Linked DNA regions of Homo sapiens: region 2 is linked to region 1. The links are chromatin loops, found by intact Hi-C in ENCODE. Cell type or tissue: PC-3. All regions are shown on one strand. Links, peaks and the distances in the headings refer to the core of each region. The heading gives the core; the rest is flanking DNA.

What was found. Peaks named below come from ENCODE experiments on the same cell type or tissue, not always from the same donor. Only the 100,000 strongest peaks of a DNase experiment are listed, where the experiment ranks them.
Region 2: it touches region 1 in a loop (6-fold over the local background); 1 of 110 quality-filtered maps calls a loop at or near these places.

Annotation. Positions count from the first base shown.
Region 1 is chr14:50,597,749-50,602,150 of GRCh38, reverse strand. All of the region lies in intron 6 of ATL1 (atlastin GTPase 1), which reads right to left. Among named protein-coding and RNA genes, the nearest start is that of ATL1, 40 kb to the right of the region's middle. In PC-3, for the core only: a CTCF peak has its summit at 2,006 (motif pointing left); DNase peaks (open chromatin) are centred at 590 and 1,890; H3K4me3 peaks cover 988 bases; H3K27ac peaks cover 1,425 bases.
Region 2 is chr14:50,739,941-50,744,342 of GRCh38, reverse strand. It overlaps NIN (ninein), which reads left to right. Exons shown (of 31, transcript NM_020921.4): 23 at 1-100; 24 at 814-927; 25 at 2,615-2,761. LOC124903313 (a long non-coding RNA gene) reads right to left here and starts at 879. Exons shown (of 3, transcript XR_007064161.1): 1 at 791-879; 2 at 1-268. RefSeq lists an enhancer at 1-441. In PC-3, for the core only: no CTCF peak of the experiment used is centred there; a DNase peak (open chromatin) is centred at 2,632; H3K4me3 peaks cover 410 bases; H3K27ac peaks cover 2,148 bases.

The sequences.
Region 1 (4,402 bases), core at 259-4,258:
GTGTTGATAAGCAGCCTGCATTTAGAGTGAACTTCAAATAATGTCTGACAACATCAAAAATATCCAGAATTAGTCGTAGGGATCCTGCCCCAAGGATGTGATCATCCCAATACAGAACAATGTGGGGCCAGGTGTGGCTCATGCAAGTCTAAATGACCAAGAAAGAAAAACTCATAACATACCAATATAGACACAAATCTATCGCACGTGACAAGACATTTTCACTAGGTTCTTAGAGCAAACTGGGTGTTATTACTCAAATAAAACTTGCACAGTTATTACATACAGCCATGTTTAAATTAATGGAAAAATATTGTCATTCTCAACAAAAACTGGAAGTCCTAAGGTAAAGAAGCTAATATAAAGAACCTAGTTATTTTATAGATAGATATGTTAATAAAGTAGCTCCTGCCAGATTTTTATACTTTAAATTCAAATGCTCATAGTGAGCAAAACAGGTGAGAAAATAACTAATGTCACTTAGAGAACTCTATACTATGTCTTAATGTGAATTATACTTCCTGGGCGTGCTACATAGTTTAGAGCTGGCTCATTAGAGGTTGCAAAAAACAGTTGTTAAATTTTGAGGAATTTTTGCAAGTTGGTTGACGTCATGGTAGCTTGAAATTGGCCATGGTAAAAGTATTTACACCATAAAAATTAGCAAATAATATATATCAGGCTCACCTCCTCCCTCCTCCCCAACCAGTTTTAAACATTTTGCCAGCACACCACTGGTTACACTTGCACTTCAATATTGCTTTTAAACTGAATTCATTTAGCTTTTAATTCTCTCTTTTAAACCATGGTTTTTAAATACACGAACATATTTTTGTTTGCTTGATTACAGCTTGATATAAATTGTTTTTTTAAAGAATCAAGTTAATATGTTAATTCAGCTATTCATTTTCCCAGCTAATTGTCTTCATATTTGTTGTTTATTATAGGTCTGTTTATTATTCATAATTGTACTGTATTTCAGAGTTAAGAATTCTTCTATTTTAAATTTGTTTAAATTAATTTTGTCTATTTATTTATTTTTTGAGATACGGTCTCACTCTGTTGCCCAGGCTGGAGTGCAGCGGTGCAATCATAGCTCACTGCAGCCTCAAACGCCAGGGCTCAAGTGATCCTCCCACTTCAGCCCCGCTCCAAATAGCTGGGACTACAGGCGCTGTAGTTCTTTGTGGATTTTTTTTCTTTCACTTTTTGTAGAGATAGAGTCTCACTATGTTGCTCAGGCTCATCTCAAACTTCTGGTCTCCAAGCAATTTTCCTGCCTCCTCCTCCCAAAGTACTGGAATTGCAGGCATGAGCCACCACACCTGGCCTTAGTTTAATTTTAATATAAAATTATTTTTAAAATTTCATTATCCCTCACCTTACTTTCTCAGGCAATGTTTAAAATTTCCCCACACTTTTACCCAAATGAATAAAGCTGTTAACTTATCAGAGAGAAGAGGATAGAAGTGACCTGCTAAAAAAGATTGCTAAATCGAAATTTCATTTAGAAGTTATTTTACTTTGCAATTTTTTGCTATGCTTTTTCTAACTGAAATTTGAATTATTTAACTCATATATGTTTTGAAATTTGAATGTATTTGCATTTTATCTTTTGATTTTATAATGTATTTTTTGTTTTGGATTTGGTTGCTTTAATCTAAAATACTATAAAATAACTTTGGATGCCACCTTTACTACTTAATGAGCTTCGCATTTCAATTTCAGGTAGTTAAGAGTTACAAGTCCAAACATGTTTAGGAGTCATTGTTGACTCAGTCAGCGAAAACTTTTTTCTTGTCACTGACATTTCATAATGTCAACAGTTTACTAACTAGGGTAATCTCTTAAAGTTTTTTTCATTGTTTGTTTTCAACTCTTTTTTTTTTTTTTAACCAAAAGCCGCAACTCTATCAATCTTTATCTCTCATCTGTTTTATTGGAGCATTGATTGGTCTTTTCCAGTTTTAATGTTTCTGGCAAAATGTAAGGAGCAGTGACATCTGCTGGTAAGACCTAAAGTCCCTTTCTGTAATTTACAATGGAGTTCCCTACTCTGGTTTGCCAGTGGTTCTGAGTAACAAGTTAGAGAAGAAAATCAAAACAATAGCCTAATTACCATATAGCACTTCAACGATCAACCTAACAAATGATAAAAAAAAAAAAAGACAACAGAGTCTAGTACATATTGTAAATCATATAGAAGACTGCAAGCAAGGCTGGTTTTATTCTACCTCACCTCCTCCCCACACCAGGTTCCTGAGCCCTCAGGAGAATTCATACCCCTTCATCACAGCATACATCATCTCTCCATGCTACTTTACTTCATCATATTTTTCCCAGATCCTCACTCCCATTCCTCAACTATTCATTCCCACCCACATTCACTTTAATATATATTATAATATGCATAAATAGTATCATGTTATAAATCTCACACTTTTTTCTGCTTACTTCTGTACAAATTTTAACACTCTATTCATGCTACTCTATGCACTTTTGGTTCATTGCCTTTAGATGTTGCAAAGTATTCCAGAGTATGCTTTTCCCCATATTTTTATGTATCTGTTCTGCTAGTGATGGACACCTAAGTTGTCTCCAAATTCCTGCTACTATTACTCTATCAATAAATATCCTTATATATTTCCTCTGCTCCATGGAATGGCTGCTCCAATCTGCACTTTCAACAATAGGGCCTGAGTGTTCCCATTTTCCCAAATCCTAGCTTTCATTGGTATTATCTCCATGTTCTACTTTTTGCCTATTTAATGAGTGTAAAGTGGTATTTCATTGTTGTTTTAATATTTATCTAATTATCAGTGAGACTTGACATCCCTTCAAAAATGTATTAGCCATTCAGGTTTCCTTTCTGTGACTTGTCTATTAATATTCTTTGCCTGTTTTCTGATTGGGAACCAGGTTTTGGTTACTTGCAAAAGTTTCCTGTATGTTCTGCTTAGTAATCTTTTGTTGACTTTGACATTGTCAATGTCTTCTACCAATCTGTTCATTTTGATTATAAAGTCATTTGATAAATACAAATACTTAATTTTGATGTAGTAATATGCATCAATTTTTTACTACATGGTTTATTTTAGAGGGTCTAATAAATGTTTCTTCACCTCAGTTCAGAAAAATATTCTCCAGCACTTTCTTCTATTAGCTTTATAGTTTTAACTTGCATATTTAGTTCTTTGATCCATCTGGAGATTACTTCTATTACAGTATTTAGTAAAAATCCAGCTCTTTCTTCAAATAGTGAACTTGTTTTTCCAAACCCAACTATTAACCCATTTATTTCCCACCAGTTTATGATGCCACCTCTATTGACTACCAGGCTCCCATATATATATGAGTGTATTTAAACTGTTTAGTTCCACTGAGCTTTGCTCTTGTATCTGTGTAGGACCTCACCATTTTCATTGCTATGGCTTTTTAGTGTGTATTGAGCCCTCTAATTCAGATCGTCTTCTTAAAAACTGACTTAAGGCCGGGCACAGTGGCTCACACCTGTAATCCCAGCACTTTCGGAGGCCGAGGCGGGCAGATAACCTGAGGTCAGGAGTTCGAGACCATCCTGGCTAACATGGTGAAACCCCATCTCTACTAAAAGCACAACAAAATTAGCTGGGCATGATGGCGGGCACCTGTAATCCCAGCTACTTGGGAGGCTGAAGCAGGAGAATCGCTTGAACCCGGGAGGCAGAGGTTGTAGTGAGCCGAGATCATGACATTGCATGCATTCCATCCCGGACAACAAGAGCAAGACTCCGTCTCAAAAAAAAATAAAAATAAAAATAAAATAACCTGACTCTTAAATCAAAACAAGACTTAATTCTTCCATATGAGTTGTAGAAAATATACAAAAATCCTATTGTAATTTCAATTATAATTGCACTGAGTTTGACTAATTTGTTGAGAATGAAATTCTCCACAACATTAAATCATACCATCTGTGATCATATTATATCTCTTTGGTTTATACAATTTTTTCTCTATGGTCTTTAATAGACCTTTGAATTTTTCTCCAGAAAGGTCTTTATATTTTGGTGGCTAATTACTAAAGATTTTTGTTTTGTTTTGCTATTGTGAATGGTATATATATTTTAAAACTTATATTTGCTAGCTGTAATTGCTGGTTTTAAGAAACGCTATTGGCCGGGTGCGGTGGCTCACGCCTGTAATCCCAGCACTTTGGGAGGCCGAGACGGATGGATCATGAGGTCAGGAGATCAAGACCATCCTGGTTAACATGGTGAAACCCTGTCTCTACTAAAAACACAAAAAAATTAGCTGGGTGTGGTGGCGGGCACCTGTAGTCTCAGCTACTCGGGAGGCTGAGGCAGGAGAATGGCGTGAATCCCAGAGGTGGAGCTTGCAGTGAGCCGAGATCGCACCACTG
Region 2 (4,402 bases), core at 278-4,277, 140 kb before region 1:
TGACTTCCAGCAAAAAATCTCTAGTGTTCTAAGCTACAACGAAAAACTGCTGAAAGAAAAGGAAGCTCTGAGTGAGGAATTAAATAGCTGTGTCGATAAGGTAGTAGAAGTAATAAGACTTTACCATCATCGTATACAATACACACCATAATGAACCTTTCTCTGTGGACAGTGGCACAGGGGCCTCCTGTGGTAGTCTGTTGTTCCAGAGTGTCCTGGAGCAGCATTTCTTTGGCATTCTGTGACCCCAGACTTCCTGCAGCCAAGACTGATGAAGTCTAAATTAGTTGTTTACTAATTATATTATTAAACTCGATAATACAAAATGTTTCTTATCACATCACAGTGCTACTTTATACCGCTATTTTGTTATAATATAAATTATGTGTTTAATAATCTGAGATCAATTTCATAGATAAACACTTTTTTTCTATTTTATCTTCTTTAGCAAATCCCAAAACACCACCTTTTTTCCCCACCTGCCTTAAGAGATATTCTGTTTTCTTCCTATGGTATGCTCTTGAGATTTTTAATGGCCTTCCAGCTTACCATCTTCCACCCTCAAAACATGAGGCAATAGAAAAGAAAAATAGGAAATTTCCAAAAAGAAGCAACTCCTCAAAATTAGACGTGTAAAACAGTCTTTGGTTTGTCTCGATTTGGAGCCAGGAAGACCATTTCCTTTGACCTTGCCCTGCTCCCCTACATAAATAGATGGTACTTGTTCTTGACAATGTAAGTGCAGGCATATAAATTAAGGCTAGCTATGTTTGCAAAAATGCCCTCTTACCTCTTTTTCCCTTCCTGAAACAGTTGGCAAAATCAAGTCTTTTAGAGCATAGAATTGCGACGATGAAGCAGGAACAGAAATCCTGGGAACATCAGAGTGCGAGCTTAAAGTCACAGCTGGTGGCTTCTCAGGAAAAGGTACATGGACAATTCTTGTTTCATCTTCACGGTTAGTATTCTCCTAGATCTTCCAACAGAAATCCCGGTAAAAAGAGTGTTCCAGGTAGAAGTAGCGTAAGAGGGTTCCAAATGATTCAATTTGACCAATGTTTGATGTGTGTTTATAGTGTGGCAAGGCTGGGCATGGTGGCTCACCAGCACTTTGGGAGGCCGAGGTGAGCAGATCACTTGAGGTCAGGAGTTCGAGATCAGCCTGGCCAACATGGTGAAACCTCATCTCTACTAAAAATTAAAAAAAAAAAAAGCCTGGTGTCGTGGCAGGTGCCTGTTAAGTCCCAGCTACTCCAAAGACTGAGGCAGGAGAATTGTTTGAACCTAAGAGGCAGAGGATGCAGTGAGCCAAGATCATGCTAGTACACTTCAGCCTGCACGACAGAGCGAGACTCCATCTCAAAAAAAGAAAAGTAAATATAGTATGACAAAATGATTTAAATAATATTTCAAACATTGCAGCAAAATAATTTAAATATTTCCATCAAAGTTTATTAATTATGAAGGCTTGAGAATAGTGCATAAAAATGACTGCTTGTTCCTAATTTATAGATAGGACTTCTAAGGCAGTTTATGCCCTATTTTGAAGATCTATATCAACATTCCCTTTATGAATTTAAATTTTTAAAATTGGAATTTATATGCGGTATTAGCGTAAAATAGGATTCTTCTTTAAGAGGTGAGGTCTTAGCCAGGCACGGTGACTCACGCCTGTAATCCCAGCACTTTGGGAGGCTGAGGCAGGCGGATCACGAGGTCAAGAGATCAAGACCATCCTGGCTAACACAGTGAAACCCCGTCTCTACTAAAAATACAAAAAAATTAGCCGAGCGCGGTGGCAAGTGCTTGTAGTCCCAGCTACTGGGGAGGCTGAGGCAGGAGAATGGCGTGAACCTGGGAGGCGGAGGTTGCAGTGAGCCGAGATCGTGCCACTGCACTCTAGCCTGGGCGACAGAGCAAGACTCTGTCTCCAGAAAAAAAAAAAAAAAAGGTGAGGTTTCTTTGTATCCCAGGCTGGATCACCACTTGCTGCCACCTCAAACTCCTGGGCTCAAAGGATTCTCCCACCTCAGCCTTCCAGGTAGTTGGGACTACAGGCACACGCCACCACACTCAGCTTTTTATTTTTGGTAGAGATGGGGGGTCTTGCCATCTTGCCTAGACTAGTTTGAAACTCCTGGGCTCAAGCGATCCTCCTGCCTTGGCTTCCTAAAGTACTGGGATTCCTGGTGTGGGCCACCATGCCTAGCCTAGAATAGGATTCTACAAGTATATATTTTTATTTGCAACTAAGAGGGTCCTTTACAGTCCAACATCATAGGCTAAAACAATTTCTACAAAATTCAGTGAAACCATCTTTTGTGATGCCAGTTGGCACCCATTGGTATTGTAAGATACCATTTAGTAATCTACCAGATGACTATCAGCAATACCTTGCTCCAGACATAGTTCATCATTGTCCTAAATATAATTTAACATCCTGTAAATATACCTACTGTCCTAGGTTTCCACTGAGCTACTGACAAGAAAGCTGGATTTAGTAAAGAGAAACAAACAGACTTGAAAGTTCTTTTGTCCTTATTCATTCCTGAACATGCTAGAGGTGAGACCACAAGAGTTTGTGTAGCAGTAAAAGATCATTCTCACAATACAGGTTCAGAATTTAGAAGACACCGTGCAGAATGTAAACCTGCAAATGTCCCGGATGAAATCTGACCTACGAGTGACTCAGCAGGAAAAGGAGGCTTTAAAACAAGAAGTGATGTCTTTACATAAGCAACTTCAGAATGCTGGTGGCAAGGTGATTTGTTCTTTTTTTATTTAGGTATAAGTTATTTACAGTAAAGTATACAAATCTTAGGACAACTTGGTTATTTTTATGTGTATATGTATGTACATATAAATATGCATATTTTATGTATCTGTGTTTGTATAACCATCACTTAGATAAAAATGTAGAACATTTCCAGCACTCAGCAGGCTCTCTCTTGTTCCCTCCAGTTGGTAACCCCAAGGGAACCACTTTTGTACCCTCTGCCACTGTAGTTTAGGGATGCTTTTTTCTAAATTTCATATAAATGAAACCATAGTGATATAAAACAGGTCTTTTTTTTGTATTGAGCAAGTCAGAAGACCATGGCTGAGTTGAGTTTTGTAATAACAAAACTAAAACATTTTCTTAAATGGTAGAGAAAAGTATTTGTGTGACCTTAAAAAAAATCAAATGTAGAAAAACATTGCAAGAAATTAATCTGGGAACTTATACACAGACTTGCAAAAAAGTACAGCTTCTGCTAAAAAGGCATAAAACAATAGTATTGAATTTCAGGAGATAATTCATTGCTACAAATAGGTTGCTATGGCACCAGAAAGTCCAGGAAGAGCTGATTAAAGTGTTAGCTGGCTGACACATTATGGTGGTGTGGTAGAAAGTGTCTCATTTTAATAAGTCACAGTGCTGCCTAATCTGTGTGCAAATAAATTAAGAACAATGTTATAGATGTCATTTTGGGGCAGATGTCAAGATTTTGTCCTACAATAAAAGTAGACACATTCAGTTATCTCTTGGTGAAACTTTTTATAAAAAAACTAGTTGTTTTGGGCTGGGTGTGGTGGCTCATGCCTGTAATCCCAGCGCTTTGGGAGGCCGAGGCAGGCAGACCACTTGAAGCCAGGAGTTCAAGACCAGCCTGGCCAACATGGCGAAACCCTGTCTCTACTACAAATACAAAAATGGCCAGGCATGGTGGCTCACGCTTGTAATCCCAGCACTTTGGGAGGCCTAGGCGGGCGGATCACGAGGTCAGGACTTCAAGACCAGCCTGCCCAACATGTTGAAACCCCATCTCTACTAAAAATAAAAAAAATTAGCTGGGCATGGTGGCGAGTGCCTGTAATCCCAGCTACTCGGGAGGCTAAGGCAGGAGAATCGCTTGAACCCGGGAGGGCTAGGTTGCAGTGAGCCAAGATCGTGCCACTGCACTCCAGCCTGGGCGACAGAGCTAGACTTTGTCTCAAAAAAAAAAAAAAGCCAGCTGTGGTAGTACATGCGCCCATAATCCCAGCTACTTGGAAGGCTGAGGCATAAGAATTGCTTGAGCCCGGGAGGTGGAGGTTGCAGTGAGCTGAGATCGTGCCACTGCACTTCAGCCTGGGTGACAGAGTGAGAGTCTGTCTCAAAAAAAAAAAAGTTTCCATTTTTAAAATTACTTCTGGGTTGACTTTTTCTGAAAATGAGATTGTACCTTTTTTTTTTTCATGTTTGGTTTAAAAGGTAAGAGGCTTATCTATTTGTGTTATCTTTTTAATTTTTTAAATCATTTTCAAGATCCAAAAAATCACTTTGGTAGCTGAAAGCACATTTCTGAATTCAGACGTTAATTACATGGACAATATGTGCTTTGGATTCTAAAAAAAGGATATGATTGCATATGTGAAAATG